Linked DNA regions of Homo sapiens: all the other regions are linked to region 2. Evidence: read pairs that join two places in POLR2A ChIA-PET (ENCODE). Cell type or tissue: OCI-LY7. All regions are shown on one strand. Links, peaks and the distances in the headings refer to the core of each region. The heading gives the core; the rest is flanking DNA. Region 1 overlaps SNRNP48 (small nuclear ribonucleoprotein U11/U12 subunit 48). Region 2 overlaps BLOC1S5-TXNDC5 (BLOC1S5-TXNDC5 readthrough (NMD candidate)). Region 3 overlaps BMP6 (bone morphogenetic protein 6).

Region 1 (10,782 bases), core at 4,229-6,728, 320 kb before region 2:
TTAAAAGCACAGAGGAAATTAAAAAATCTTTAATATTCATTTAGAGGGGTATTTGAAGCTGGGAATTCCACTGAGTGGGGCTTACCAGACCCTTCCATACATTGTTTACTCAGCATTGCGGTAACATTGGATTCCTTGTATTAACGTTTAAATAGCACTTTGTTTGCCACTTACATTACTTCATTTAATACTCAAAATAACCCTATGAGGTAGGTATCTTTGGCCACATTTTATAGACGAGGAAAGGAACACAGAAGTGATAATTTGTCGAAGGATACACTGCTAGTAAATGGCAGTTAGGATTTCCGCCGGTGTTTTAGTACTGAAATTTAGTGAACAACAGTCCTAGTTGTCATCTGTTCCTAGTTGTCACCTAGTTCCTAGTCCTCACAGAGCTAGTCCTAGTTGTCACCTAGTTCCTAGTCCTAGTTGTCACCTAGTTCCTAGTCCTCACAGAGCTTATTGTCTGGTGGTGATGAGGGGTAATACGGATAACTGAACCATTATATTATCATGGGTCTGTGATGGGTGGGGTTGGAATTGCTATAGTACAGTTTATTGTAGGCGGTGGTGGACAAAGTGGTGGTCAGCAAAGGCTTCCTGGACAAAGTGAATTCTAAGCTGATAAATAAAAGTGAGTTGAATTGGCTAGGGGGTTGGCGGGTGCGGGGAAGAAGCATCAACAGCATGTGTAGAAGTTCAGAGACAGGGAGTGACCAGATCGGGAAGCCTCAAGTAGTTAAGGATAGCTAGAGCATAGAGTGTAGAGTTAGAGTAGAATGGTGATGGTGGGTAGAGGTCAGATCTTAAAGGTCCTTGTCAGCCATATTAGAAAGTCTAGATTTTTTTTTTTTTTTTTAATGAAGGCAGTGGGGAGGTATGGAATTATTTTAAGCCAGGGCATATTATAATCACATTTACCTTTTAATAAAATAATAGCATACATTTATTGAATGCTTGCTATGTACCAGGCCCTATTTGAATTCCTTTATGTGTATAAACTTTGGTATACTTTTTTAAATCTTCACAATCACTTTGTGAGAGAGGTCCTGCTATTATTTTTATTTTATATAATAGAAAATGAGGCAAAGAGAGATTAAGTACCTCACCCAGTTTCATGCAGCCAGTAAGTGGCAGAGATGGAATTCAAACCAGCTACAGGATGGAAACTGAAGGGGAGGGCAGCAAGACTGGAAGCAGAGAGAGAGAGCAAGAGTGAGAGAGAGCGAGCGAGCGTAGTCAGGAGATGGTGTTGTATTCCAGGAGAGAGTTGATGATACCCTGAGTTGGGGAAGTGGCAGTGGGGATGGAGGATGTTGAGGGATTTTCAGAAATATTTAGGAGTTAAATTGGCAGGACTAGGTGATTGATTGGACGTGGGTGATGAGGGAGAAGTAGTTTCTTGCTTGAGCAAGGGGGACCTTTCACTGAAATAGAAAAGTACAAAAGGAATAGATTTGAGGGTTGGGAGATGATGAATATAATTAATTTATTTTTGTTTGTGTTGAACTTTTAGTGTCTTTAATATACGGTACTGGAGAGAAACAAGGTTTAAAGATCTAAATTTTGGGAGTCCTCACTGTATAGTGAGAGTTGTAGCTTTGAGATCTTTCAGTAAGCATATATTAAACAGCAAAAGGTCAGTGGTTATATTAATACTTACATGAAAACCAACATCTAAAGGGGGACAAATAGAGCAAGGAAGACAGATATTTAGGATATTTAGAGGAGACCAAGTAGAAGAAGCCAGAGAGGTAGAAAGAACATGAGGGGTGTGTCAGAATCACAGATGGACAATTGGAGTGTGACCTTCCAAGAGTTCAGATAAAACAAGACAGTGACATGTTTTTGGCTTTAGTAACAAGGTTATTAGTGACCTATTGACTGGTTTCAGTGGGGTGATGGTGGCAATGAGTGAGGAATCGTTATAGGTGAGGTGAGGTTGTTTAGACAGTGAGTGTAAATACACCTTTCAAAGAGTTAGGCTTTGAAGGAGTGGAGAGAGGACAGGGGCATTTAGGGAGTTAGGGGTTGAAGGAGTTTTATTTTTCTTTAATACACAACTACATGGGGGTTGAGAGAGGCCTGTAGAAGAGGATGCACTATACAGTACTGGTACATAATTAAATGGTAAACATTTAATGGTAATTATTTATTTAAATATTATGTACCTATTTTCTTTGTTTCTGTTTGATTTTTATAGGATGAAGTTGTGATATGTCCATACGATTCCAATCATCACATGCCTAAATCATCTTTGGCAAAGCACATGGCATCTTGTAGATTGAGGAAAATGGGCTATACCAAAGAAGAAGAGGTACCATATATTTACTATATTATATATACATATATGTCATGCATTTTACACATTAATTCACAATTTTTGGAAGTTACAATGTGAGGTTCACTGACAAAATAATAGCCCTTACTTGAAGGGTTGGTTGGTACTTGCCTAATTGCACAAATTATTGTGAGAAATAATTAAGTGATACTAATCTATTGTTTAGGTCAAGTCTTAAAATAGTCAATTATCTGATACTTAAGAACAGTAAGATTCTTTTTTTTCAGGATGAAATGTATAATCCTGAGTTTTTCTATGAAAATGTGAAGATACCTTCGATTACTTTGAGTAAGTATTAAGTTATTATAATTTAAAAATATCTTAGTGTAGATATTGATTTTTCATTTTTGCATTATGAAAAGAATGGATTGTATAAGCATGCTTATGACAAGGACATTTAGTACCTTAAGAGAATGTAGAATTAATTAATGTACAAGGCAACTAATTCACATAATCTGAAGTTTAGAGACCAGGCTTGTATTAATAGGCAGTGAAAACCTTACAAAGCTTTGTATAGTAGAGCAGACACCTTCTTTCTCAGTTACAACAAAAATTTGAGCATGTGACACAGATTGAAGGATGAGACTGAAGATGGACATGTGTTCCAGGGATTGACAGCATATATAGAGGTTAAAGTCTTGGGCTCTGGAAAAAGAATGTCCTGATTCAACTCCTGTTTTTATCATGAAAGATGTGACTTTCAGCGAGGTAATTAACCTGTTTGTTGCCTAAATTTCTTTATAAAATGGAGATGGTTATAATAGCACTTTGCGAAGATTAAGTGATATATATATATAATATTCTTAGAATAGTGTCAGGCACTTAGCTGGAGTCAGCTAGAGGGTCACAGAGTTGTGACCATTACAGCACAGGCTTCAAGAATGTTAGCTATTATTGGTCAGTAAAATTTGTCGCTGCTACTGCTGCGTGCCTAATTATAGGCATGAACTGCTTGAAGTCTGATTACTTACTGGGCTGTAGATAAATCTGAAAGGATTCTGTGTTCAGATTTCATAGACAGGGATGTGGATGTTTCTTAAGATTCTGGAAGGTTTGTCCACGTGCCCAAAGGGCTTGGATCAGAAACCAGTTAATAATTTAATTGTGGTCACTGATGATTCATATTGTATTTATGGATTTTTTTTTTTTTGACAGATAAGGACTCACAATTCCAGATAATTAAACAAGCTAGAACTGCAGTTGGGAAAGACAGTGATTGTTATAATCAAAGTAAGTGGCATTACAGTTTAAGTGAATTAAAGAATGAAATTATTATTTTTCTCATAAGCATGTTACTAATTTTCTTCAAGAAAAACCTGTGAAAACTGTTACATGGGAAAGGTAAAGTTTTACATTTAACATTGGGCTAATTTGCTTCGTTTCAACTTCATTTGTTAGATATTTCCTGTTGAGATACACCAGAGTCTCACTAAGACACTATCTTAGCTAGGGGTTCATCCTTTGGAATTACCTGGCGATTTATAGGTGAGATTGTCTTGTGGCTAATTAAAAAAATTATTATTTAGTAAATACAGATGGTCCCAACTTAATGATGATTTAATTTAGGATTTTTTCAATTTTATGGTGTTGTGAAAACAATACACAATCACAAGGTTTTAGACTTTAAGTACTAGTGATTCTTTTATCAGACGCTGGGCTGCATTTTCAACTTAACGGTATTTTCAGTTTATGATGGGTTTATCGGGATGTAACCCCATGTAAGTCAAGGAACATCTATAAATGCCACTGAGTGAGGCTCTTTTACTCTTGAGATTTCCTCTCTTTAGAGTGTTGAAATGCAGTGTAAAGAAAAGGCTTAGGCTAAAAGAGATTAGTCTCCACAGCTACCCTCAGATTGCTTGCTACCCAGTAAGTGAGTTGGTTTGAGGTGATGAATGCTTGGGATCCCCTTCTCAGAAAAAAAGTACAAACACAAAAGTTTTACATATAATTTCAGAGGATTCATATTAATAGATCCTTTCATGCCCAGCTTTAGAGCTGGGTTAAAGAGTTTCTCCCTGGGAACCTCAGCAGAGAGTAGGTTAGAAGTTTTAAGCATAAGCTTTTAGGAAATTGAAAGAAAACTTCATCCATCAAAAACATAGACATAGGCCAGACACGGTGGCTCATGCCTGTCATCCCAGCACTTTGGGAGGCCGAGGCAGGTGGATCATCTGAGGTCAGAAGTTCAAGACCACCCTGGCCAACATGGCGAAACCCTGTCTTTACTAAAAAATGCAAAAATTAGCCGGGCATGGTGGCAAGCACCTGTAATCCCAGCTACTCAGGAGACCGAGGCAGGAAGAATTGCTTGAACCCAGGAGGCGGAGGTTTCATTGAGCCAAGATTGCACCATTGCACTCCAGCCTGGGCAACAGAGCGAGACTCCATCTCAAAAAAAAAAACACACATAGACAAACGAGTTAATAAAAGTTTAAATTTCTAATGAATGTAGATATGACATCTAGCCAAAACCTGAACAGCTTCTCTTGTAAGGATTTCTGCATTGTCTTCTTTGAACCTTCTGTAGGTAGCTTTCTCTGGACAACTTACCTTTTTTTCCTCATTCTTTTTTCTAGCTGAATTATATTTACCAGGCTGTAGTCATGGTTGGTTTTCTCCCTCATTGAAATTGAGGATCTTTACCAAATACTGTTCTAAGCCAGTATCTGGACTTGATTTCTCAGAGTTGCTCTATGGCTTCAGAAGAAAGACCATCTTATCCTTAGTTGTCTATATTACATGGGTTCTCTACAACAGCCAGAAGCACATTTCTTGTATTTTTTGTTTTGAGGTTCCCACTTTTGTCCCTGTCAGGGAAATTCCAGGTTTTTTTCTTTGAGGGAGACAGTTGACTCTCATTTTATTTATTCGGAGAGATTACTGAGCTATGACTAGTCAAGCCTTTTTTGGCCTCTGCTATTGGTTCTGCTCATATCCCCTGGTAGTGTACCCATAAAAAAGTTGAGGTTTTTGGTTTTTGAAAGGGTTAATAATACTTAAAGGACTTTATTTGAGTCTTAAGTGGTTAGATTTACTGAATTTTAGAGTTGAAAGAGAACTTGGAGATCATCTAATCCAGTGTCTGCATTTTACAGATAAGAAAAACCCTGTCTGATAGAGACATGATAAAGTTCTAGTGTGTTTGTTCTAAAGGTTCTCCGTATTTTTATTTTTTAAAAGGTTATTTTTTTAAAGCTCTTTTATGAATTACATTTCTCTTTCACAACAAACTTGTGATAAGTTGAACGATATTTTCCCCTCCATAATAGGTGAAGAAACAGGCACACAAAAGTGAAGTAACTCACCTCTGCTAGATAATATCAAAGTGGATCCAGAACTAAGTTCTGAATTTTGACACAAACTCTGAACTGAGTTGTTTGATTTTCTGTTAGAAACCCTACATTTAGTAAAATTTGTGGACCAGGATTCTAGATATTGCTCAAATTTATTTATGATGTCTTTCATGATTAAGTGGAAGAATATCACAAACTTCATATCTCTGCATACTAATCGTGACTATCAGTGCTGTTCATTGTTTATTCTGCTTTGTGTAAACCTGTTTTAAAGAAATAAAAGTAGCTGCTTGGCCATATATTAATGATGATAACTGAGTTTTTGTTTCCTTATCTGTAATACAAAACTCTCATAGAGTTGTTGAGAGGAACAGAGATAATGGATGCTAAACAAGCCTTAGCTCCAAAAATTGGTAGCTTCTATGGTCTAAGTGAAAATTAATATACAGAAAGTAATATTAAGATAATGAAATGGATGAGTTTTATATATATGAGTAATTTAGAAAATGTTCTGCTTTTTAATTTTTATAATAGTAATAAGGGAGATTTGGACATTGAGCTTAGTTCTTTTCAAAAGCAAAGAATTACTTTGAATGAATAGTTAAGAGGAACTATTATATTATTTTGATAGTTAAGAGGAACTTTAATTTTGAATTCTTACACTATCTTAAATTAAGATTTAATTGTTAACCGTAACCTTTTTTTTTTTTTTTTTTGAGGCGGAATCTTGCTCTCTCGCCCAGGCTGGAGTTTAGTGGCACAATCTCTACTCACTGCAAGCTCTGCCACCTGGGTTCACGCCATTCTTCTGCCTCAGGTCCCGAGTAGCTGGGACTACAGGCACCTGCCACCACGCCTGGCTAATTTTCTTGTATTTTTTTAGTAGAGACGGGGTTTCACTGTGTTAGCCACGATGGTCTCGATCTCCTGACCTTGTGATCTGCCCACCTTGGCCTCCCAAAGTGCTGGGATTACAGGCGGGAGCCACCGCGCCTGGCCAACGGTAACTTTATATGATCTTCAACCTTCTTTAAAAATTTTTTTTGGCCACGTGTGGTGGCTCCCACTTGTAATCCCAGCACTTTGGGAGGCCCAGGTGGGCAGATCACCTGAGGCCAGGAGTTCAAGACCAGCCTGGCCAACATGGTGAAACCCTGTCTCTACTAAAAATACAAAAATTAGCCAGGCGCTATGGTGCGTGCCTGTAATCCCAGCTACTCAGGAGGCTGAGGCAGGAGAATCACTTGAACCTGGGAGATGGAGGTTGCAGTGAGCCAAGATGGCGCCACTGCACTCCAGTCTGGACGACAGGGTGAGACTCTGTCTCAAAAAAAGAAAAAAAAATTTTTTTTTATATCCTCTGTAGAGTTATGCAATTTCTCAACAGATTATTTTTGTGGCTCACTTATGTCTTAGACATTTTAAGATCTTTTCCCTCAGGACAGGACTTTCTTTAAATATCTTATTGATGTATTTACTTTTAAGGGAGAATGACTAACATGAAAAATTTTACATTTCTCCATCTAATTCGTATTTTGTTTGTTACACACTACAATGTAAGTTTTTTGACAAGGTTTTATATGTATGTTTTCATTTCATCTGTCATGTCAGGCCTAAACTCAGTGTACAGAATTCTCAATCTTAAACTTTATGAAAGCTCATACAGCTATTCAATCTATATACTTATTTTCAGATATAGTTACTTCGGTTAATTTTTTAACCAAGATATTTCAATCATAAACAATCATTTTATGTTTAGTGGTTTATCTTTTTCTTTCAATATTAAATATTCAGGTTGTATACTTCAGTATTGTGAAGTGTGTTTGAGTCATGGCCATGATATGAAGATCAGTGTACTATCAAAGAAACTTAAAAAGACAGCATAGGATGGGCTTTAGATCCAGTCTGTTCCTATCACTTGTGAGACTTTGGGCAAGTCATGTTACTTCTATGACACTTAATTTCTTTATCTGTAACGTTAAGGAATTGACTCTGAATGAATTCTCCCTAAAATTCTGAATTTGTATCTTTGTGACAACACCTACTAGTACTATTTAATGTTGAATGTTATATGTTTAAGATCCCCTTTGATGACAAAAGTAACAAGAATGAGAATTGGCATTATTAAAACAATAGATTAGAGTTTCAATTTGGGGTGACGAAAAAGTTCTAGAGATGGATAGAGGTTGCACAACGTGAATGCACTTCATGTCTCTGAACAGTACACTGAAAAAATGGTTAGAATGTTAAATTTTATGTTATATATATTTTGCCACAAAAAACCTGCAAAAACAGGCAGCCAAAGGGTCTTAGAGTTATTATAATTACAGCACATTCATATGTACCTTTAAATCATTTAAAAACATGCATTTTGAAAATTTACATTTTATGTAAATGTAAGTTTATTTAAGTATGTTTATCCTTTTTGTTGTCAGAAATATCTATGTTCCGAATGAATTGAATGCAGTTTGTTGCTTAACCTTTCCTGTACTTTTTCTTTTTCAGTAATTGGGGTGAGTATAAAGAGGAATTAGGAACCTGAATGTACTCCTTATTTAAAGATATGCAGTATCCTTTTTGCAAATGATATCCTTTTAAAAGTAAAATTTCTAAACTTTATCTTAATACCTGTCACATATTATAGTCTTGAATTGGAATTTTGGTTGAATTACAAGGAATTTAAGTATCAGTCTTCATCATAAAGAAATTTAAGATGAATAAATTGAAGAAAAGGCTAAAATAATTTAAGAAGGAAATTATATTTCTTTGTTTAAAAATAACAGGCAAAGGTTTATATGAAGCTTGTTTGTAATACATCATTATTTTCTAATCTGTGTTTTCCTCCCAAATTTTTATAGCCTAATTCAAAGGAATTAGGCTTATCAAAGCTGTTTTTATAATTTTGTATTATGAAATGCCTACTATAATTAGAATAAAATTGATTGACTTGAAAGGGAACCCTTTTTTCCCCATTAATTCAAAACCCTTTGACGAGTAAAAATGGCCATATATTGTTATGTATAGCCGTGTTAAACCATGGCCTCAGATTCACTGCAGCTCTCCTCTTAATATGTAGACAAGTAGTACCTCTTTTTTGTTGTAATGCTTAGTTCATAGTATGCTCTTATTTGAATTCTTTTTGCCTCTACCTAGGAACTTAATGAGGTTAGACTTTATCAAATATAAGTATCTGGAAAGAGCTACTGATTTTATGTTGTTCTATGAACCAGTTACTACTTTAGAATAAGTTAGCAAACAATAAAAGGATTCCTTTAGTAGCTCATGTTCTTTGTTTGCATTAGTGAGTAATGAAGTCTAGAAAGAATTGTTTTAAATTGCTTTTTTTACAGTTCCAATCATTTTTTTATTTGAGAAAATTTGAATCTCAAAACAAAAATTTTCTTCAATGTTTAATACATCATATCAAGGTATTGTATTTACTTTTTTTCACTAATGAGCAGATTTTAGAAAATTCTGTAACTACCGGGGGGCACTGCTATTAACTTTTTTCAATTAATTTGGTTAAGCCACTATGCTTCCTCCTCAGGAAATTAAAATGAGTTTAATTTAATCTGTGCTTTCCTGGCGTGAGGAGGTGTGGGATTTCTGCTACTTAATTATTTTGTGGCCCCTAGCTCTAAGTCCTTGCACAAGTGGGATATATTTTGAATATTGACCATCTAGCTTGATGTCTCATACAAAAAGATATTTTTTACACAGTTTTTAATATTTCCATAGTTTATTTTCAAAGGGACTGTAATGCATATTACTTATTAAAAGCATTTTTTCCCCCAACTTTGATGGGGAAAAGCATATCAACAGATACCTACTTTTGTAGATGGCTATAAAAATTGTTACCCAAAAGGCTTTCTTAGAGCAAATTGTCTCTTATGATTATTCCTGCCTGCCTCCATGGGATCTGTCTTTATATTGTTGGAGAGAATAGCAAACATCCATAATACATTTTTTTTTTTTTTGTGGATATAACATTCAGGATAGAATTGTTTGTCATTTATTGCTTAGATTGATATTTTGTATACTTAGGGATTATGAAAAAAGTTTGTGTTAATATTGCATTATTAAAGCACATGTTTAAAGATAATTATTAGATTTTAAGTTCACAATGCTTCATGTATTGTTTATTCTTGTGATTTTATTTTTACTTTAGGAATTTATTCTTCATTGCCTGTTGAAGTTCCTTTGAATCACAAACGGTTTGTTTGTGATCTAACTCAAGCTGATCGTCTTGCCCTCTATGATTTCGTAGTTGAGGAGACAAAGAAAAAGCGCTCTGATTCTCAAATTATTGAAAATGACAGCGATCTCTTTGTAGACTTGGCTGCCAAAATCAATCAAGGTTTGAGATGCACATCATGGCTTTACATTTCTTCATTATCATTTTATTCTATGAGTGTTATTAAGATGATTTAATTCTTGGGCCACTTTGAGTTAGAGTAAAATGGTTTTGTATCATTTAATATTGACATGAAGTTGGCCCTCTGTGTCTGTGGGTTCCATATCCATCAATTTGACCAACGGTGGATTGAAAATATTTGGAAAAAATAAAAGTGTGTGGTTGCCTCTGTACTATACATGTAGAGACTTTTTATTCTTGTCATAATTCCATAAACAATATATTAACAACTATTCATGCAGCATTTACATCGTATCAGGTTTTTGGTGTTTTTTTTGTTTTGTTTTTTTGAGACTGAGTCTTACTCTGTCACCCGGGCTGGAATGCAGTAGCGCGATCTCAGTTCGTTGCAATCTCTGCCTCCCAAGCTGAAGCAATTCTCGTGCCTCAGCCTCCTGAGTAGCTGGGATTACAGACATGTGCCACCACACCTGGCTACTTTTTGTATTTTTAGTAGAGATGGGGTTTTGCTACGCTGGCCAGGCTGGTCCCAAACTCCTGGCCTCAAGTGATCCTCCTGTCTTGGCCTCCCAAAGTGCTGGGATTACAACGTGAGCCACTGTACCCGGCCTGTATTAGGTATTGAAAGTAATTTAGAGATGACTTCAAGTGTACTGGAGGGTGTGTGTAGGTTATATACAAATACTACACCATTTTATATCAGAGACTTGAGCATCCATGGATTTTGATATCCTTGGGGGTTCCTGAACAAATTCTGCATGGATACTGAG
Region 2 (10,782 bases), core at 3,316-5,815:
GATGCCACTGGGCATGGCACCCTCTTCCCTGCCAGTTCCTGTCATTCTTCCACATCACTCTTCCTGGTTCAGTGAAGACTTTGGTTCCTGGCTCACAGTGTTCCTGGCCACCCCTTTCCTGTCTTTCATTCCTGGCATCTTCAGCATCCAGGTGGATGCTCCATCTACCTTTCCCTCAGTAACTCACACCCAAAAGGGAGACCCTAGCACTTGTCATCACCAGCATCTGCACCATCTCCAAAATCTGAAGGCATCCACTCTGCCCAGCACCTCCTCGACTGTTTGCTCAAGAAACCCATTTCTGCAATGCTTCTTTCTCATCATGACCTCTGAGCTACCCACCCCACCATCTTCTACAATCCCCTCGCAGCCCAACAGACTGCTATGTCTTCTCTTGCCTCTTGGCCAAGTTACAGCCCATGGAGTCTCACCCTTCACTTCCTGCCCTGCCACATTCTCCCCACAGATGCTGGTGAGCTTTGTCTCTCTGGGTTCCCTGTGCCTTCAACCAGGTAGCCAGACTCTGCTGGAGAAAAATCGCACAGTCAAGCCGCATGTCTCCTTCACACTGGTAAAAATAAGCCTTAAATTCCTCCTCACCCCTGCCCTAAAACTGACTACCTCTGCCTAGGCAGTGTGCTGCCCCACTCTCTGAGATGCTTCCATACTTCCACTGACACTGCTCCTCCTCTCCTCTCCCCACCCCACCCTGTCAGTCGCCATCCTCTCAGCTGCCAGCTTTATCTCATGTTTCTGAGAAAAATGAAGCCAAAAGCATGAGCTCCCTTATCCCTCCCCCGCCAAATCTACACACCCCTGCACAGGCGCCTTTCCCTCTGCCCACAAAGGAGCAAGTCAGTATATCCCTGCCTAGCAAAGCCCAGTCCTCCAGAATAATGCCCCTCACGGATAACCAGGTCCTAATTCCTGAAACATCTGATTGTTTCTTTATATGGCAGAAGGCTTTGCAGGTGTGATTAAATTAAGGGTCGTGAGCTGGAGAGATTACCCTGGATTATCTCGGTGGGTCCTAAATGTGATCACAAGTGTCCTCATAACAGAGGGGCAGTAGGAAATTTGACTACACAGCCGGAGGCGACGTAACAAAAGCAGAAAGAGATTTGAAGATGTTAAACTGCTGGTTTGGAAGATGAAGGGGCCAAGAGCCAGGAAAAGCAGCTCTAGATGCTGGAAAAAGCAAGGAAATAGACTCCCCCTCAGAGCCTCTGGAGGGACCTGCAGTCCTGTGGACAATTTATAGTCCAGTGCAACTGGTTTTGGACTTCTGACCTCCAAAACTGTAAGAGAATAAACGTACGTGGTTTTATGCCACCAAGAGTGTGGTGTTACAGCAGCCCTAGGAATCTCATATGCCCTCCCTGCTCCCTGCTCAAAGGCTTTGTTCTTCAGCTCCTCTCTTTCTCTCCTGCACAAGTTACTCATCACTCCTTCCTACTGGACCATTTTCATCAGTGTATAAGCAAAAAAAAAAAAAAAATTATCTGTATTTCACTTTCCATTCATCCTTCAGCTCATGCCACTCTGACTCTCAAACCTGCCACACACCAAGTCTTCTCAAAGTCACTGAAGATGTCCACATTGACAAGTCAAATGAACACTTTATGTTCCTCATCTTCCTGGGCTTCTCAGCAGCGTTGGTACAACTGCCATTGGCCCCATCTGCATCCACCGTCCTTTCTGCTTCTCTGATCTACCTCCTACCATCCCCACGTCACTCCTCAGTCTCTTCAACCCAACCTTTGATGTCAGTTTTCAGCGCTCAGCCTCCAACCCACTTTTGTTTCTCTGCATCACTCCCTAGGTGATCTCATCCATAGCCATGGCTTTAACACCATCTATATGCTGCTGCCAAAGTGTACATTTGCAGCCGAGGCCTCTCTCTGAGCTCTCACTATCTACAGGATGCCTCCTCTTGTTTGTCCTGCAGGTGTGCTGAAGCTGACCTTGTGCTTCCCTGCAGCAATCTGCTTGTCCTCCGATTTCCCCTCCTCAGTAAATAGTTCTTCCTCGCTGTTGCACAAACCAGAAACCTGAGTTGCAAACTTTGTCTCAGACTCCTGGCCTCAAGTGATCTGCCTGCCTCAGGCTCCCAGAGTGCTGGGATTACAGGTGTGAGCCACCACCCCCGACCTCTGAGTTGTAAACTTTGTTACCCTTTTTCTTTATTGCAGTGCCTTGATCCCCGCCTCCTACTCGATCTCCCCATCAGCAAGTCCAATCATTGCCATCTCTGAGCCACAGCTCCCACTGACTGATATCTCTCCACTGCTGCCATATCCTTCTCTTCCTGTCTGCTACAGTAGCCTCCTGAATGTTGTTTCCACTCTTAAGTCCTTCCCATCCATCCTTCATCCAGCAGCTAGAATTGAATCGTGTCACTCCTTTGCTTAACTTCCTTCAGGGGCTTCCCTTCACATACAGTCAAATTCCAGCTCTTTGCCTTGGCTTGCAAGGGCCTTCAGGAAAGATGCAATCTCAACCCATACCACTCTGCCCTCTGCTCGCCTAGATTCTAGCCATTAGGGATGATTCTAGATACCCTCCCAGCATTCCCCTTCTCAGGCCCTTGTGTGTGGTGCCCTGTGCTTGTTCCCTTCCTGTCTTCTGTGACTGGACTCCCTGCACCCTCAGGTCTCTTGCCCCCACGCCACCTCCTCAGTGCCTGGCGATTGCCTTTCCACATTGACAAGTCAAAGCCCCTCTCTGCAGCAGCCTCCCTCTGCCCACTGAGCTCTCACCAGTGCCATGCTGTTTAATTTCTGCATAACACTTTTTGTCATTTGATGCCATTTTGTTGCAGACTTAGCTGGTTAAGGTGGCCGTCTTCTCCATCAATAAGCTCCCCGAAGGCCAGGGGCTATTTGCCACATTCACTTCTCTCTCCCTAGCACCCAAATGCCTGGATACAGTTGAGGCTCAACAAGTGTTGGATGAAGGAACCCCTCTTTCTAACCACATCTCTTTCCCAGGCTCCACCAAAACAAACTGACTCACTGTGCCTGGCACCTTCTCTCACATGCGGCCTTTCCTGCATGACCCGGCCACCCCTCCACACAGGCTGCTCAGCGTCACTTCCTCTGAACTCCCAGCCCTCCCAAGGGACTGACATGTTGCTTCATATGGTAGCAGCCACACATGGTCCTGCTTAGATTCCCATCGCCAAGCAGCGTGGCTTCCAGCTCAGAAAGCCTAAAAGTGAAGATACAACTGAATTTGTGTACAGCGATGAAATAATACAATGTTCTCAGTAAAAAATTCCCTGACCTCCAGCTGGGGTTAGGCTTCCTGCACTAATATCTTGTCCTTTCTCCCCATATCCCTTCACAGAAGGGTAATTATTTGGTTGTGTGAATTTTGTTTAGCCTCGGACTTTCCCTCTAAACTGTAAGCCCCATGGCCTGAGAGGTGTTTACGTGATGTCTGGTACACAGCAGGCATTTAATACCTGATATGGTTTGGCTGTGTCCCCACCCAAATTTCATCTTGAATTGTAACTCCCACAATTCCCATGTGTTGTGGGAGGAACCCGGTGGGAGGTGATTGAATCATGGGGACAAGGTCTTTCCTGCACTGTTCTCATGATAGTGAATGAGTCTCATGAGATCTGATGGTTTTAAAAAGGGGAGACTTCCTTCATAAGCTCTCTTCTCTTGTCTGCTGCCATGTGAGACGTGCCTTTCACCTGCCATGATTGGGATGCCTCCCCGGCCACTTGGAATTATAAGTCCAGTAAACCTCTTTCTTTTGGAAATTGCCCAATCTCAGGTATGTCTTTATCAGCAGCGCAAAAACAGACTAATACGATACCTGTTTGTTGAATGAATGCATGAAGGAATGGATGAAAAGTCACATTTGTCTACCCTCAGAGGATGGCTTGCTTGAGAGAGACCCCCCTCAAAATCATGGCCTTTCCCAAGCAGAAAAGGCAATAGGTATGTTGGTCTGTATTGTTAGAAGTTAGTACTACTTCTAGCAAAATAGTATTGCTACACTGCCTTCTTTTTTTGAGACAGATTCTTACTCTGTCACCCAGGCTGGAGTGCAATGGCATGCTCTTGGCTCACTGCAACCTCTGCCTCCTGGGTTCAAGCAATTCTCCTGCCTTAGCCTCCTGAGTAGTTGGGACTACAGGCACCTGCCACCACACCCGGCTAATTTTTGTATTTTTAGTAGAGACGGGGTTTCACTATGTTGGCCAGGCTGGTCTCAATCTCCTAACCTCGTGATCCACTCACCTCGGCCTCCCAAAGTGCTGGGATTACAGGCGTGAGCCACCACGCCCGGTCTACGCTGCCTTCTTATTGCAAATCCACAGCCTTCAAGGAGCTGCACTCCCTTCCGACAGCAGCCCTGTAGGTGCATGGCAAAGCCTCTCGTTGGAAGCTGTCCTCATCCCAGGGAGCACATAAGAACTGACATGGGAGGAATGGCTACTGAATGGGAAAAATACAGCTTTTGTTTTCCACCTCCAGAGGATAACACAAGACCCAAATGTGTTGTAACATTGTCAAGACAACCCCAGGACATTCAGAAACTGAAATGCCACCATTTGAACCACTTTAACAGGTGCATCCTGAGTTATTATTGGGCGAACAGTACTGCTTTTAGGAGGTACTGAAAGCATTTACATCCTGTTGTTCTAATTTGGTCAGAACACCTTGGTAGGTGCCTCTAAAGAAGAAGAAAAACTGTGTTTTTCTTGATGAGCTCATGTGACCATTCAAATGTGATTGTTGAGAGGTGGAGAAAAAGCTAGAGGATTGCTCTCATCAGAGAAAATCTAAAGAAAAAGACCAAAGTGAATTCCCAGGCTGGAGTCACACAGGGAGTAGAGCTGTTTTCAGTGTATTGAAATGGTTAATGGAAAGGTCATATTTACTCACTACTCTCACAAGCTCCTTGGGCAACACAGCCTACTAAACAATTAATAAGCACCAAAAACCCACATTACATTATAACATAACAGATTCGGGTATTTGGCAGATAAAAGCTTTCAAAATCCATGTGGGATCTGTGAGGTCTCGGGGGTAGGGGGGAGGAGAATAAAGAGAGTTTCTTTGTTGACTGGATCATGACCACTAAGCTGAATGATCTGTGCTGTTTCTCAAAGTGCACAGAACACTCACTCCAGCTCCCAGGAGCTCATTCAGTCTGTGCAAGTGCTGGCTCTTCTCGTTCATGCCCCTGTCATTCTCCCAGCTCTTTGTCTGCTAGATGCTATTACAGGAGTTCTTATTTTTCCCAGAGTCCCCAGGTGCGGGGCCGATAGGCTGATCCAGAAGCTGATGCTCACCAGCACCTGGACTTCATAACAGGAGAGAAGACTTCTCCCTGATGCAGGTTGCTCACTGAGTTGTTCCACTCCTCTCTCAGCTGCGCTGGCCTGCAGTGATGGCCTTGGCCTTGGATCTGTGGCATTCCACACGGGCATGGGGACATGCCTCTCACAGCACTTAGGGGCCAGCTCTTCATAGCTGCCTGAATTTCAGAACACTATTCCAAGTTCAGAATCCAGGAAAATGTTTATCCTACCTGGGGGTTCTCAATTCTGGCTGCACATTGCAATCATCTAGGTCTTGAAAGCAATACTGATGGCTTTGTCCTACTTCCTAGGGTTGAGAATTCCTGGGATTAGAGGAGACACAGCCAGGATCTCAGTCCCTGGTGCGCCTGTGGCGGACTGTAGCAGGGCTCTGAGAGCACAGATGTGGAGCAGACCACCAAAGGAACGCTGATGTTTGCTGGAAGTTAATAGGTGTTTTCTTAAGAGAAGAGCTCTGACTGAGACATGTTTGAGGAACACTTGGTTAGGGTTAGGGTTAGGAGATAGAGAAGCCAGGAACAATGCCCAAATTAGACCACAATACTGCTCAAATTAGATCACAATACTGCTCAAATTAGATCACAATACTGCCACCACTGCTACCACCTCGACATGCAGATTCCTCCTATCCCACCTCTGGTACAGGACACTATATGTGACCATGGGAACCTCTGCAACCGCTGCCCTGCAGGATGGACTTTGCATGACCCCTGCTTCTTCGCAAAACTAGCTTCCAATGGAAGCCTCACTGCAGTAGGGCTCAATGGTCTATGCTCTATCCTAACTTGTGGCGGTTAGGTCAGAGGCTCCACAAATGCAGGAAAGGTGTCCAGTGAAGCTGGGCAGCCTGAAAGAATGTCAACTGTTGATACATTGAGTCCTTTTTTTTTTTTTTTTTTGGAGACAGAATTTCACTCTATTTCTCAGGCTGGAGTGCAGTGGTGCAACCTTGACTCACTGCAACTTCTGTCTCCTGGATGCAAGCGATTCTCATGCCTCAGCCATTGAAATAGCTGGGATTACAGGCGCCCACCACCACACCAAGCTAATTTTTGTATTTTTAGTAGAGACAGGATTTCACCATGTTGGCCAGGCTGGCCTCAAACTCTTGGCCTCAGGTGATCTGCACACCTCAGCCTCCCAAAGTGCTGAGATTACAGGCATGAGCCACCACACCTGGCCAACACACTGTGCCTTGAAGACTACTTAAGAATTGGCTGGATGAAGTGCTAATGGAAGAAGAAAGAAAAAGATAGAAACCTATTTCCTAAATGATTTATCAGAGATTTTTATTTGCGATTGCACCATCTGAATTCCTAAAAGTATCCTATGCAGTATTTCCCAACTTATTTGATTGTGGACTCCTTTTTATTTGTGGTGTCTCTTGTGTTGTTAATCCTCTGCAGAACACTCTGTGAAGTATTATATATAGAAGCTTGGGTCGTATTTCACATGGAAGGATCAATGTCTGGTTTCCTTTGCTTATTATAGCTGCAACATCTCCTCTTCCATTGTGTGCATTTAATTGCAAGAGAATTCACTCAACAAATATTTATTGGATCTAGTCTGTGTCAGGCACGTTTTTAGGTGCTGAGGATCAGCAACAACTGAAATAGACAAAAACCCTAGTCCTAATGAACTTCCATTGTAGGTGGGGAAACAGCCAATACGTAAGATATAGAAGATAAACACTATGTTAGCCAGTGGTAGAAGCCCAGAAGAAAACAAGGCAAGGAAGGGGGTATGAAGTGTCAAGGTTCAGATGGGATGTCAGGGTTTGGATAGGCTTATTGGGGACATGGCTTTCAAGTAAAGACGTGAGGGAGTAACACATGTGAATATCTGGTTCCAGCCGAGGGATCAGCAACTGCAAAGGACTTAGAGCGAATGAATAAGAAGGCAGTACAGAATGAGAACACTGGCTTTTACGAATGAGAAGGGAAGTCATCGGAGGGTTTTCAGAAGAAACACGACAGGATCTGGCTTCCAATTATTTCTACAGCATGGCTCTGAGAGCTGTAGCGAGGAATGCGAAGGGGGCAAGGATAGAAGGGAGGCGACCACTCCGGGAGCAATTACAACCATCCCAGCACAAGATACTGGTGACTCACGCTAAGGCGGAGGTGGGAGGGTGATGAGAAGCAGGTTCCGGGTCTCTTTTGATGTATGTGCCAACAGGATTTGCTGACTCAGCAGATGTGGGCTGAGGGTGGTGAGAGAAAGAGAGGAGCTAAGGATGACACTGAGGCGTTCAGCCAGAGTGGCTAGGAGCACTGAGTTGTTATAATCTGAGATGGGAAACAGGTTTTGGGAAAGAGTTGCTCAATGTTGAACATACTACAATGGGGAAGTCTGCAGATACACAGAGTGGGCAGATGGCTATTCAAGTCCAGGGCAGAGATGCAGGCCAGATATAAATTTGAGAGTCGTTAGCATTTGATGGTATTTAAAGCCCTGGGACAGGAGGAGATCCCTGTGGGAGTGAGTGCAGAGGAGGGAAGAGGTTTAAGGGCTGAGTCCTGGGGCATCTCACTGTTTTGAAGACCAGGAGATTAGGAGGAATGGGCAAAAGAGACTGGCATGGAGTAGTCAGGAAGGCAGGAAGAAAACCTGATTACTGCTGTCCACAGGCCCAGAGTAGAAATGTTTCAAAAGACGGAAGGAAAAGCTGTTTTGAATCTGCTGATATATCATGGTTTGCCCCCAGACAATCCCAGTTTACACCTACTGACATGATCTAGTCATTACTCACAGCCATTCCCCCTCCCACGTGTCTCAGTTTGGAAGGTACATTGACAGGGCATCCTGCTGACAGTTCAGGTGTAATGATCCCTAAGCACTCACCTTTAGATTTGGAGACTTTGGTAATAGTAGTTTTGGTGAACAGGTGGTAGTAAAAACCCAACTGGAGTGGCTTCAAGAGGGAGAAGAAAGGAATTACAAACAATGAATGTGAACAACTCTTCAGGAGAACTTGTCACATAAAGCAAAGGAAAAGAATACAATAGTAACTAAAGGAGAGAGAGGGGCCCAGAGGGTTTTGTTGTTGTTGTTTTTAACATGAAAGACAAGTCAACATGGTTGATTGTTTGATGATCCAGAAATAAAGAAAACATTGGTTGCCACAGGAGACAGAGGGAGAATTTCTGGAGTAGTGGCCTGAGGGAGTGCAGGAGGATGTTGCCTATGAGTAGGGGCAGACGTTGGCTTTCCAAGGAGCCCCAGTGGTTGTCTGTGATAAGAGGAGGGCAGGCACAGTGGGTGGGCACAGATCCAGAGAGGTGGGTCCAGGTGGCTAATGGTGGGAGCTGGCACCTGTCCCCTCCAGTGGCTTCTGTTTTCCACTGTAATAGAAAGCAGTATCATGGGCTGACACTGAAGATAGGGGAAGTGCTGGAGGTTTGGGGAGGGCAGTGAAGGTCTGAAATAGAGGTCACAGTGAGAACGGGAGAGGGAAAACAAGGCAGTTTGGTATTAATGCCTGGTGGCCTTGAGGCTCCACTTGATGTCAATTTGACATACCCGGATTTTCTCCAGGTACGTTCTGCTGTGTGGTTCAGTCACACAGTAGACAGTTGGATTTAGTCAGGCCTATGATTTAGCTAAGTGAGGAAACAAAGGCAGAGGGCGGCAACAGAGCGAGAGTGTATGTAGGGGAGAAATGATAACACTTGACTATGGAATTTAAGCAGGGGAAATTATAAAACATTTATCTTAAGAAGTTGTAATACTCAGCCTTGTATACACACAGTACACAAGTTCGTTATCTCTTTGACATGTTGATAACTTCCAGTGGGTCACGTGTCAGTTCATTTATTGAGAAGTCCTATTCCACGCCTTCCTCTCTATGTCTAATATGGCCATGTGGCTCAGGCCTTCACCTCCTCCTTCACGGATTATCTCCACAGAGTCTTGGCCATGACTCCTGATTCCATGTGCTCCCATCCAAACAATGTGCAATTGTTTTGGCCAGGATCATCTTGAGACAACAGCTTTATCATCTCACTGCTCTGTCCCAAAATAAAGAATAGCTCTGTATTTCCAATTATATCATATCACAAGTCCTCTGCCCGGCTTCTGTAGCTCCCTCTACTTTTGCAAACTTGTCTCTGACATTGCATAACTCTGCTCCAGACAGGCTTGCTTTCCTATTGTCCCTGCCACATGTTGTATCATTTCCAACTCTCTTCCTTTGCTCATGCTGTGCTTTCTGCTTGAAATGCTCTCCTCTCTGCTTTCAAAATCCTATCCATTATACATGGCAGACAGCAATAGTGGTTGGTACAGGAGGAGAGGTAGGATTGGAGTGGGCCAGGAGTAAAGACACACAGAGACATATATATATATATATATATATATATATATATATATATATATATATATATGTATCTATCTATATATATGTATATATACATATACATACACACACACACACACACACACACACACACATATATATATATACACATTGACCCTTGAACGATGTGGGAGTTAGGGGCATTGACCCCCACACACTCGAAAGTCCATGTATAACTTTTGACTCCCCAAAATGTAACTACTAATAGCCTAATATTGATCAGAAGCCTTACAGTTAACATAAACAGTCAAATAACACACATTTTGTAGGTTACATGTGTTATATACTGTATTCTTCCAATAAAGTAAGCCAGAGAAAAGAAAATATTAAGAAAATCATACAGAAGGAAAACACATTTGCACCACTGTGCTGTATTTATCAATACCGTAAGTTTATGTCATCTGTTTACAAGATGCCTCATCTGTCTGAAATGGCAGCAACCACAGCTGCAGACCTCAGTGCATATCAAACAATTCAACTTTTTTCTTGTAATGTCATGACTTTTCTCTGCTTCCTGGGAACCCTTCCAGCATCCCTAGTGGTGCTTTGTATGGGTCCCCTGGTATTATTCCAGGTTTTGGTATTGCAACAAACACAATGAAAAATACATGAGAACCATAAGATCACTTTTTGCTGTGATATGCAATTTCCTGAAGAGAGGAACTGCTTGAAGGGAGATGATGAGCATCACACAGCATTTGAAGCTGATACTCACAACACTTGAGCTCACTGCAATAGCTACAGGAGGTGGCTGCAAAATTATTATAGTAGTACAGTACATGCTACAGTTAATTTAATGCAGTTATGATTTAATACTGCATCTTTCTGTTTGTTTATATGTCTCTTGACTGAGAATGGTGCCATGTATGGTCTGTAAGTGTTTACATGCATGAGTTTTGATATATTTTAACTTTTTATAATAGCTTTGTGTATATTTTATGGTAGTAAATGATAAAATAGAATCTACATATATTTTATATATTCGTGACATACCTAGTTTTTTCTTAATTGTTAAGCATTTCTAGGTTATGTGCATATAACTAACATTTACATTTGAATTTTTGCAATAAGCTTGTCTTCA
Region 3 (10,782 bases), core at 4,085-6,584, 48 kb before region 2:
CTGAAGCAGGAGAATCACTTGAACCCAGGAGGTGGAGGTTGCAGTGAGCCAAGATTAAGATTATGCCTGAGTGACAGAGCGAGACTCCATCGAAAAAAAAAAAAAAAAAGTTCTCCCCAGTGTGTTTTTAGGAAGTGGCATGGAAGTCCACCCATGGAAGCCCAGAGGAAGGGAGAGTGGATGTTCCCTCCCCACAGCCAGTCCCGTAGCTAGTTAGGATTGAATGGAAACCCAGACACTTCTGACTCTAATGCCAGTGCTTGCAAATTCTGGGGTCCTTTGGCTATTTAAATAGCTTGAGAATCAACCATAAAGGTGAAGATTGGCAGTGGGATTTGCAGCCAGAGAACTTGTTTCCCTGGTTGCTACCCTGTGATTTTGGACACATTTAATCTGTTTCAGCTTCCATTTACTCATCTGTAAGATGGGGATGATGAATGCCTTGCAGATTTGCTGGAATTAAATGAAAAGCATCAAAATCTGGCTCATAATAGCACTCAAAGATTATTTATATGCCATTGTAGGAAGTAGGTTCTCAGGGCATATGTTGGGATCCCTGGAAAACAAGTAAAATAATTCTGGAAGATGCATTAATTCTTCCAGGTAATTGTACAGAAATGTCATTTTTGGTGGCCAAACATGTTGGGAAGAGTTAATGCAACTTCCCAAAGTACCTATTTCTTCTTTGGGAAGCAGTGTCTCCATTTTGTGTTCCGACTTAAATCAACCATCTATTTTACCAGTAACTTGGATGTGGAGCTTGAGGATCCACCGCCCAGCGTGATGTGACATTTTGCTTCTTGTCATCCTGGTGTTTCTCGGAAGCATTGCTCACAGCATGGGTGTTCCTGTATTCACCACTAGAAACAGTCAGGGTTGGGGTTTTTGAAAAAGAGAAGAAATGCTTGCTTTCCTTTATTCACTTCAGAGGCAGCCTGCTGAACAGAGTTAATAATCTCAGTGTTTTCCTTCGGGCTATGATGATGAAGTCTGCCAATGGTAGGCTTCAATTTATTAATGGAAGTCTGCCAATGGTAGGCTTCAATTTATTAATGAACTGTGGTCAGTTTGGTGCTGGGACCTCAGACACAGAGGCATCTCTTGAAATGTTGATTGCTTTTTAAAATTAAAACTTCACTTGATTTTATTCAGTACCCCCCACCCAATGCACACACTAATGTTTTTAAATTGAGAAAAGATGTTGTGTCTGATTTTGATTTTAGCAATATCAACCAATTATTATTTTCCAAGTCCCTTTCAACTTTTTTCAATTTGATGAGTTTAAATTAAATATGGATATTCAAGTTGATCTAATTAGTAATAGGTGCAAATATCTCTGTTTTTCAGTGGTCTCCCCCCGCCCACCTCCCAAGCCAGTACTTCCAAATTTGCTTTGTCCCTTTCAGTAGTACAAAGGCAAAAGGGTTCATACGAAATCTCTCCGGTCTCACCTATTTAAAGGCCCCCAAGAAAGAATGACGATGAAGGATGCTCCCTCCTTCTCATTCTCTTCAAAGATCCTCTAAGTGATCTGGGAAATTGCTCATGTCTGGCCCACTGAAGCGCTTCTTTATATTTTTGGCTCTTTCTTCCTTATCTATTCTTCCATTAATGGGAGTGGACATGCTGAGGAAGAGATTCCCAGAAAAGATTTCCAGAGAGATGGCCTGCTACCTGGAGAAATGGCCTGTCTGGTGTTCCTCTCCCTCGGGGTCTCTGTGAGGCCAGATGTTGCTGGGCCTTCATGAACCAGGTAGACATTACAGTAACAGAAAAGTGGTGTACTCTGGCGTGACTGCAGGCAGACTTTCTGCTTGTAAATCTTTTGGAAGTTGGAAGGAAAAGATTGCATTGTCTCTGCTGCCCCCTTCTTCCATGGCGTGCTCCCAGGGAGTTGATAGTTCTCCACCAAAACAACCACCACCAGAAGCAGCCCACCAGGGATCGTCCTACATCTGGGTAAAGAAGTTAGCATTCATTCATCAAATTGCCTGTCATCAGGGTGAAACGTGGCAAGGAAATAAGAGGCTATTTTTGGAATTGTGCTGTCAGTGCCTGAGACGGCAAGACTAGTGCACAGCAGTGGAGAGGCCAGGAGCCCCACCACCCACCAAAATCTACTCAAACATTTGTACTTGGCTTTCAAGCTGGACTTTCCAAACATGTGCACTGGATAGTGGTTTGGATCGACGTCTCCCTGGATGGCTTTCACTTGCCCTTGCTTCTCTGCAGCTGGCTGCTCTAAATGAAGGCTGGATGTTGGTTGGCTCTGTTATACTTCTCCAGGGGCTTGGATAGCCTCTGCATGGTATCATTTATTGTTTTTACACATGTTTGACTAGTCCTGGTCCTAGCCGTCTTTGCCCCATTGGGGATTTTAACCAATCTACCAATTCTTTTTCAGCCTCCATTTCTTACCAGCCTGCTGCTCTTGCAACACCTGTCCTCAGGTTCTATAGCTCCAGTTTGGTGGTCTCCTTCTACTTGTTATCATTCACTCTCTTTTATGGTAGCTCTCACTTGGGGTTCACTATTTTATCTTCTGGGGGACTGTGATACCACTTGGCCAATCCATGACAAGGTCCATGAACAAATGGCCTTGAAGTTCCATTGGGTGATTCTAAATTTTCATTTGGCTAATTTTCCGGATCTTTCCAAGACCTCTTTTGAGAGGGTGTAGCTAAAGCAATTTCAGGTCAGCTGGTAAGTCTGAAGTCTGCTCTGCTGCTGCTGCTGTGAGGCAGAATTGGTCTTTGTTTTGATAGATGAGTTTGGAAACATTATCTGCACTTTAATGATCCATGTGAAATTGGAGTAGTCTCTTTCAGTCTTGATGTTTATGTTGTCACTACCCAGCTCTGCCAACCATCTATGACCCAGCAGCCTCTTGAGACACTGTCTGTCCTTTGGAATGAGTCTGCCATTGTATCAATGCCACCTATTAGCATTTCTTTTTTGTTTGTTTGTTTTTAAGACAGTTTCACTCTTGTTGGCCAGACTGGAGTGCAATGGTGCCATCTCAGCTCACTGCAACCTCCTCCTCCCGGGTTCAAGCGATTCTCCTGCCTCAGCCTCCCAAGTAGCTGGGATCACAGGCATGCACCACTACTCCTGGATAATTTTGTATTTTTTTAGTAGAGACGGAGTTTCACCATGTTGGTCAGGCTGGTCTCAAACTCCTGACCTCAAGTGATCCACTTGCCTCGGCCTCCCAAAGTGTTGGGATTACAGGTATGAGCCACCACATCTGGCCAGCATTTTGTAGAGTAAGTTCTCCTTCCCTCCTTTTCCCACCCCCAAACATGTATCTTTAAGGACCTTGGGGGAAATTGTGGCTCTAGTACATTCAGGGATACTCCTGACCTTCTTCTTGATAGTTTATATTTTCTGTCCTTTAAGCTTCCCGGTTGGGACTATTCAATAGGCTTTCAGCGTAAATTAACCAGGAGTCATCTCTTGCAAAACAGCTGTTTGAGTAGTTTATTATAACTGTGCAATCTTGTGCTATACATTTCAAGGAAATCCAGTCCAGACTGGGGGTCTCATTGTTACAGTGTCCTCACTACTTCACCATTGGCTTCCATGGATTGGGGATAGCCAGAGCTGACTGGGTCGGTCCACCATGGACATTCAAAGCTTGGGAAGAATAGACACAGGTCAAGACTGTGAACTAGCAGTTTCTAGTTCTCCAGGAAAGTTGGGAATTGTGATTTGTCATTGTGATCTTAAACTTTTAGGGCCTGCAGCTTGGCTTGCAGATGTCTTAAGTAGAGTTTGGTTCAGGGCTTCCTATATGAAATCAAACCTTAATTCTCCATAGACATGGAGGACAGTCATGGCAAATAGTGATCTAAAAGTTAGAATCACCAAAAAAAAGTTAGAATCAAAAGCTTCACTTCTATCATGCACAACTCTTGTTCGAGGATAATGGCTATCAAAGAGTGGAACAGACTGGAAAGTTCCCTTCTACCTCCTCCCAAGGTTCACTCCTTGCAAATGTGCAAATGGCAACAATTCTAAAAGGCAATAAGAAGAAGCTTATGCAGGTACCGTGAGATGCCTAAGTCATTCCCAATCATTGCCAACCCTGGGAGGGCACTGGGGCCAGGAGACTCAGTCTAGGAAGTGGCAGAGAGTATAGAAGGTGCTTAGAGCACAGAGGGTCTTAGAGCTAAGTTTTTAAAGGAAATCTTTGTCTATTTGCAGGACAGTTCCATATTCTTTTAGAATCAAGACAAAGGCTGAAAAGAGACCAAAGTCCCACCCAGATTAAATGGGGCCTTATGAGATCCTGAAATCTCCTGGAGCAACCAAAAAATAGGGCCTCACTGTTGCTTCTCAATGTTGACCATCCAAATTATAAACAAAATCTAGACTCTGATCAAACTGTCCACCCCCACCCCAGCCCTATCAACTGTTAGGAGATTATTGACACCAGAAATCAAAACCCCAGTGTGGTCCCTGGCCTCCCGTAGTGTCGGTGACACAAGGAGCTGGCACCTGCTGCGCGTTCTTCAATGGCTGTATTGATTCTGCTGGGCGAGTGGGAGCGAGAGGCTTGTTTTGGATAAGATGGGGCCGATAAGGCCCAGAGATATGGAAAGAGCGGCCAGGCCCATGAAGACAGAGGTGCCACTTTAACGACCTCTATGTGGCCCTCACCCTTGTCATTCTAGGAGAGAAGGGAAATTAAAGTAGTGAATTATTCCCTCTAAAAAACAAGTTTCCTTTGGGAAGAGTCTGTAGCCTGAGCTCAGGAAAGCTGGGAAATACATGTGGAGCATGCCGCTTTGTCCAGTCCCCTGCCATGCTGGTATTTTCTTGGCTCTGTGTGACCTGCTGAGCGGGGACACCCGGCTGAGCTGGCAGGGCCTGCGGGGTCAGCCCAGGGCAGCCGAGTGGCCCCTCTGCAGAAGCCCTGGTGAGGAGACGACTCCCTGCCCACCTCTCTCCCTCTCCCTCCCCACCTCTCTCCCTCTCCCTCCTTCTCACCTGCTTTCTGTGGTGTCCCTGACATTCTCTCTCCCCTGCCTTTGTTTCCCTTCTCCCTGTCTTGCCCTTTGTTTCGCTGTCCTCCTCTACTGAAGTTGCAAAGCACAGCAGGCAGGGTCACTGGGACCCAGGCTGGCTCTGGCTGCCGTGACTCAGGCGCACCCCCCCTGGGAGCCCACAGGCTTGCTGCAGCGCCCTAGCCCCGTCATACTCACAGCAGCAGCTGCGTGGTGGCCCTCCAGCCCCGCGGTGCAGCCTCCCCGCACAATGCCTGCCTGAGAGTCAGGATGGTGGCTGCGCCCTTCCCTTCTCCTCTGGGTCTCATACCTATGGGCCTCTCCTGGCCTCCAGTGCCAGGGAAGCCTGCCTGTCACTGGCCCATCATGGCATATAGGGATTGAGCTTCAGAGCTAACCAACAGTGGGCTCCTTTGCACTTCGCTGTGTGCGTGGCTCTTCAGGAGGGCCAGATAAAAAGGATGCTGGATGGAATTAACCCAGATGTTATGCTTAGTGTGGGGTATGACCCCTGCATTGGGGGTATAGGCAATGTATACAGTGCATGTGCCGCTGCCTGGGGACATGGCTTCTGTGAGGAAGTCCCAGCCCAGCTAGCCGCCTTCTGTTGGGGCCAAGGGTGCCCTGTCCTCACTGCACTGGATGAGAGAGCTATTCTGCAGTTTTCAGTTTGCCTTGGGACGATTAGGATGCCCTGCCCCGTCACTGTCACATGGGCCCCGGCAGCCTTCCCATTTGTTTTCTCCTGTAGATGGAATGTCTCCTCAGTCATCACAGGGGAGACCAGGACTTAAGGTCGGGGAGCAGAGGCTATCAGCAAGGAAGCTGATTGTCAGGTCCAAGGCCTAGCAACTGAGATGAGAACTCCCCACCAGAACTGAGCAGACTGTAGGAGCTCAGCAGAGCCTGTGTGGAACGTGCACCTGCAACAGGAGGAGCAAGGGCAGGAAGATGCTAGAGGACAGAGAAAGGGGATCAGCCAGAGGCGTGTGTGCTGGGAGCTGCAGCATGTACCCCTGATGGCCCCCAGGAAGGGAGCTATGGCCCCTCCACCACCACCCTCAGAACAGGACTCTCAGATGTGAAAGCTCAGTTGTGTCTCAAGGACAAGAAGACTCCATCACTGTGTCCTCCCTCCCATCCGCTGGACTCCAGAAAAATGCACCTCCATATGGCTCCTTTCAAGTTAGCCCCCAACCCCTCCCAGGTGTACTGGCCCCCAGGTAACATGGAGGAATGACAGATAATGAAAGACACACCTGGGGCTTGGGAGAGGGATTTCAGAGCCATGGCTGGACCTGATGCTTTATTCCGAGGTGAATTCTGGATTGGAACACCCCGGTCTCTTATGGTAGAAAATGGCAGGCACTTCCACATGGTCCCGCCATCGGGAATGGATGGGACACTTCTACCTGTTTCTCTACCACTGATTGCATCGTGCAGAAGGCCTAAATGAGATGCAAGCCTCCCTTTGGCAAAGTATTGGAAAAATGAAGGCAACGTATTGGAAACATAAAGGCTTCATAAAGACACGCTTTGGGCACCACAGCTGGGACCTCTCTGCCCAACTCTGTTCTCCTTCTGAGGGGGATGGTGCCTGTCTCTGCCACCTTCTTTTCCACTACAGATCATGGAGAGTCTTGCTGAAGAACCTTCCTTAGGGGAAACAGGCATGTCTGTCTTGGATCTTTTTTTTAAAAAACAACAACAACAACAAAAAAAAACGGGTCTCACTCTGTTGCCAGACTGGAGTGCAGTGGCACAATCTCAGCTCACTGCAACCTCTGCCTCCCGGGTTCAAGCAATTCTCCTGCCTCGGCCTCCCGAGTAGCTGGGACTACAGGCATGTGCCATCATGCCCCTCTAATTTTTTGTATTTTTAGTAGAGACAGGGTTTCACCATGTTGGTCAGGCTGGTCTCAAACTCCTGACCTCAAACAATCCACCTGCCTCAGCCTCCCAAAGTGCTGGGATTACAGGCGTGAGCCACCGCGCCCGGCCTGTCTTGGATCTTTAGAGTTCATCTCCATCCCCGAAGGGAGTTGTAGAAGCTTCCTGTATCATGGGCCCCACTTGCCTGTCCCACACTGTGAGAGGAAACCCATTTACATCTCATGTCCAAAGCCATTTTTTTCCTACAAATAGTTTTGTGTGTGTGTGTGTGTATTGAGGGGTTATAAAGGAAAGCAGAATATTTTATCATGGTTTTTGCTTCAGTGGCTTTAGGACAAATTAGAACTCAACTCTGGTGCTAGAAAAGAAAAATCTCCACTTAAAACCCATGTTCAAATATCTGTAATGTTCATTTGGAGAAGAGAGGAAGGATTTGGGCTTTTTAATACTAATTGTACCTGAAGGTTTCCCTGCGGAAGCAGTTTATTAAATGGGACTGAAAGCCGCGCTGCTAAAGGCAATTAACATCTGATACATTCTCAAAGCTCAGAAATCTTTGGTGAGAGGAATGTTTCTGCCTGTGTAAGAGCAGGCCAGGGAGTTACCTTCTGCTTATGGAAGGAATTCGTCCTGGGGGGGCTTTTATGATTGTTGGATTTTGTCATCTGTGTCACCTGATCACTCAACAGTTTTTTGCCCAAACCCACCTATGGCTGGGCCCTGCTTGTCCAAGTTGCCCTGGATGAGCACCTGGGGCCTTGTCTTGAGGGGGAAAATTGCCTCTGGGCGGCTGGTGCCCCTGCCCTTGAGGGGGACCAGATTTCACTGTGTATTCAACTTTGAAAAAGCCAGAGCCCTTGAAAATGTCTCTCAGGACCAATATTGGGCCTTGACTGCAGCTGTGTCTGGGGATGCTGGGGAGCCTTGGGGTCCCAAGACAGACTTTGTGTCTCAGCAGGGCAGTAGCGCTACCTGTGTGTGAGCCTCTTGTCTAGAGGGCAGCAGTTCCAATTCTGGTGTCACAGGCGCATGTGGACAGCCAGGGGCCTGATCTCAGTGGCTCTGACTCATGGGTCTGGGATTGAGCTGAGAACCCCGCACTTTAGAGAAACTCCCTGATGATCCCCAGTATTCGGCACAGGCCACCTACAAGTCACACACTGAGAGCTTCTGTCCTGGCGGCGGGGGTGGTGGGGGAGGCTCCTCTGTCTTGGGTCAGCTTCTCTGGTTTTTGGTTTGTCGCCTCTCTCTAGCTGTCTCACTTCCTTTCTCTGCCCTGCCCTTGACTGGTGAATCCACTGGGGCAAAGCTGTGTTACCTCTCTTTGTCCCACTGGAGTGACCATGTTCCTGTTGAATTGTCACCACATACATTTCCACTGGCCCTCTTCAGCCCATTCATCAAAACCAATACCAGGGGCAGTGGGAGTGAGGGGAAAGTTTTTTCTGTAATCTGTAATCTGTCAATCTGTTTAAAAAAAAAAAAAAAAGTGTGTCAGTATAATTCCATGCAGAACCCAGGGTACTGACCCTGAGTGGCAGACACAAGTATTCCAAGGAGCATCAACCTTCATAAATATTTATACGTTCTTTGCCAGCACTTAACATGGAATTATAAGGAAATTTAAGCATGGCCTGAGAGTATCTGTAGGAAGAAAAACAGGAGAGTTGAATTCCTCCTTTTCCTCTCTCTGGCCCTGATCCTTACTTAATGACAAAAATGCCAGTGTCTGGCGCTAAAAGAAATAGCTGTTCTTCCAGAGAAGGTTCTCTTTGTTGAGCATTGAGAGAGTCAAATCAACAGCAGGTTCACAGAAACCCAGAACTGCTGGTGAAGTTAGAAGCAAAGCCCTTTGACTATGTCATCTTGGTTCCATCCAGCAGAAAAAGAAACTGGAAATCCAGACATGAAGTGGTGGTCTCTGCCTGTGTTCTGCCAGCAATTCTTCAACACCAATTAAGTGTCTTGCAATTCAATCCAATTCTTTTTTTTTCTTTTTTTTTTTTTTTTGAGACAGGGTCTTGCTTTCTCGCCCAGGCTGGAGTATGGTGGCATAATCAGGGCTCATTGCAGCTTCAATCTCCAGGGATCAAGCAGTCCTCCCACCTTAGCCTCCCAAATAGCCGAGACCACAGGCACACACCACTATGTCCAGCTAATTTTATATCTTGTAGAGACAGGGTCTGTGTTGCCCAGGCTGATCTCAAACTCATGGGTTCAAACAGTCTTCCCACCTTAGCCTCCAATAGTGCTGGGATTACAGGCATGAGGCGCCACATCTGGCCTCAGTTCAATTCTGATGCCACCTGGAGTTAGCACAGGCCCAAGTGAAAGGGCAAGGTCCCCAAGGAGACTGCTGTCATTTCAGACACCAGGCACAAGTGAGGTCCACAGGGCAGCCATGCTTCTGTCTGTCTTGCCTACAAATTTGGGAGTTCACATTACCGCCCTTCATGTTTGATAATTTGCTGGAACAATTCACAGAACTCAAGAAAGTGCTATACTTACAATCATAGGTTTATTATAAGAGGTATGACTCAGGACCAGCCAAATGAAGAGACTCTTAGGCAAGGTCAAGGGGATAGGCATGGGTGGTTGGAGCTTCCACACCCTTTTGGGTGCACCGTCCTCTTGAAACATCAGTATGTTCACCAACCTGGAAGCTCCACTGAGCCTCAGTGTCTGGAGTTTTTATGTGGGGTTTAATTGCTCTGCACAATTGAATCATTGGTCACATGATTGAACTCCATCTCCAGCCCCCCAGAGGCCAGGCTAAGCCAAAGTTCCAACCCCCTAATCCTGTGCTTGGCTTTTTTGGTAACTAGCCCCCATCCTGAAGCTAATGAGGTCCTAGAGAGTGTGTGGGGTTCACCGTGTACAATCTAGGGCCTCAGGAGCATAACAAAGACACTCAGGAAAATCCAAGGGTTGTCAAAGCTTGGTGCCAGGAACTGGGGACAAAGACCAGAGATATATTTATTATTTTCACACTGCCCATGTCTGCTTGACCTGGGAAAGAAAGTTGTTTGTAGAAATCTTTGCTTTTTACATGACCAAATGATGCCAAGATGGTCTTCATGGAGATTTTGGTCCCTAGCACGAGACGGTATTTTGGAGGAAGCTTACTTCACAAGCAGAATGAGGTTGGATGGGGAAAATCCCAGGCTAAGACTGTAAGTTGTGTGATCATGCAGTTTATCATCTAATCTAACCCAGGACACCTTTAGGAGCGCAGGGCGTTAGGACCTTGGGGTCTTCAGGAGACTCCCCTGCTGCACCCAGCTGGCAGGAGAGGAAAGAGTGAGTGGAAGGCTGATGGGGTAGGGGGCAGGTGGTTAGGAGGGCCAGGCCTGGCAGCACCACACATCCCTTCTTCCCCACATTCATGGGCAGAATCCAGGCACATGGCCACAGCTAACTGCAGTGGGAAATGTCATCTGGCTGTGTGCTCAGGAGGTTGATAGAGGATGTGGGTTGCTAATAAACACATCACAGCCGCCACATGGTTGTTCCTGGAATAGGTGAAGCAGGCTGCTTCCTCAGGGCCTTCACATTGTCATTCCCACTCTAGGAAATTCTCTCACCCCAGATGGCCTCATGCCTCACTCCCAAGGCTCCTCTTTTGCTTAGAAGATACCTTAACAGAAAGACAAGGCCAGGCGAGGTGGCTCACGCCTGTAATCCCAGCACCTTGGGAGGCTAAAGCAGGAAGATCACTTGAGCCCAGGAGTTCAGGACCAGCCTAGGCAACACAGAGAAACACCATCTATACAAAGTATTTAAAGAATTGGCCAGGTGTGTGATGTACACCCAGCTACTCGGAAGGCTGAGGTGGGAGCATCACTTGAGCCCAGGAGTTGGAGGCTGCAGTGAGCCATGA

What was found. ChIA-PET counts read pairs that join two places held together with the same protein. Peaks named below come from ENCODE experiments on the same cell type or tissue, not always from the same donor. Only the 100,000 strongest peaks of a DNase experiment are listed, where the experiment ranks them.
Region 1: POLR2A ChIA-PET joins it to region 2 with 5 read pairs; 3 of 35 experiments call an interaction of 5 or more read pairs at or near these places.
Region 3: POLR2A ChIA-PET joins it to region 2 with 5 read pairs; 2 of 35 experiments call an interaction of 5 or more read pairs at or near these places.

What each region holds. Positions count from the first base shown.
Region 1 is chr6:7,591,531-7,602,312 of GRCh38, forward strand. SNRNP48 (small nuclear ribonucleoprotein U11/U12 subunit 48) reads left to right here. Exons shown (of 9, transcript NM_152551.4): 2 at 2,204-2,317; 3 at 2,569-2,629; 4 at 3,497-3,571; 5 at 9,806-9,994. Among named protein-coding and RNA genes, the nearest start is that of SNRNP48, 6.7 kb to the left of the region's middle. In OCI-LY7, for the core only: no CTCF peak of the experiment used is centred there; no DNase peak of the experiment used is centred there.
Region 2 is chr6:7,912,543-7,923,324 of GRCh38, forward strand. All of the region lies in intron 4 of BLOC1S5-TXNDC5 (BLOC1S5-TXNDC5 readthrough (NMD candidate)), which reads right to left. Among named protein-coding and RNA genes, the nearest start is that of TXNDC5, 7.1 kb to the left of the region's middle. RefSeq lists enhancers at 371-520, 7,018-8,217. In OCI-LY7, for the core only: no CTCF peak of the experiment used is centred there; DNase peaks (open chromatin) are centred at 4,629 and 5,259; H3K4me3 peaks cover 1,744 bases; H3K27ac peaks cover 2,500 bases.
Region 3 is chr6:7,863,919-7,874,700 of GRCh38, forward strand. The region is part of intron 4 of BMP6 (bone morphogenetic protein 6); the gene reads left to right. Among named protein-coding and RNA genes, the nearest start is that of TXNDC5, 41 kb to the right of the region's middle. In OCI-LY7, for the core only: no CTCF peak of the experiment used is centred there; no DNase peak of the experiment used is centred there.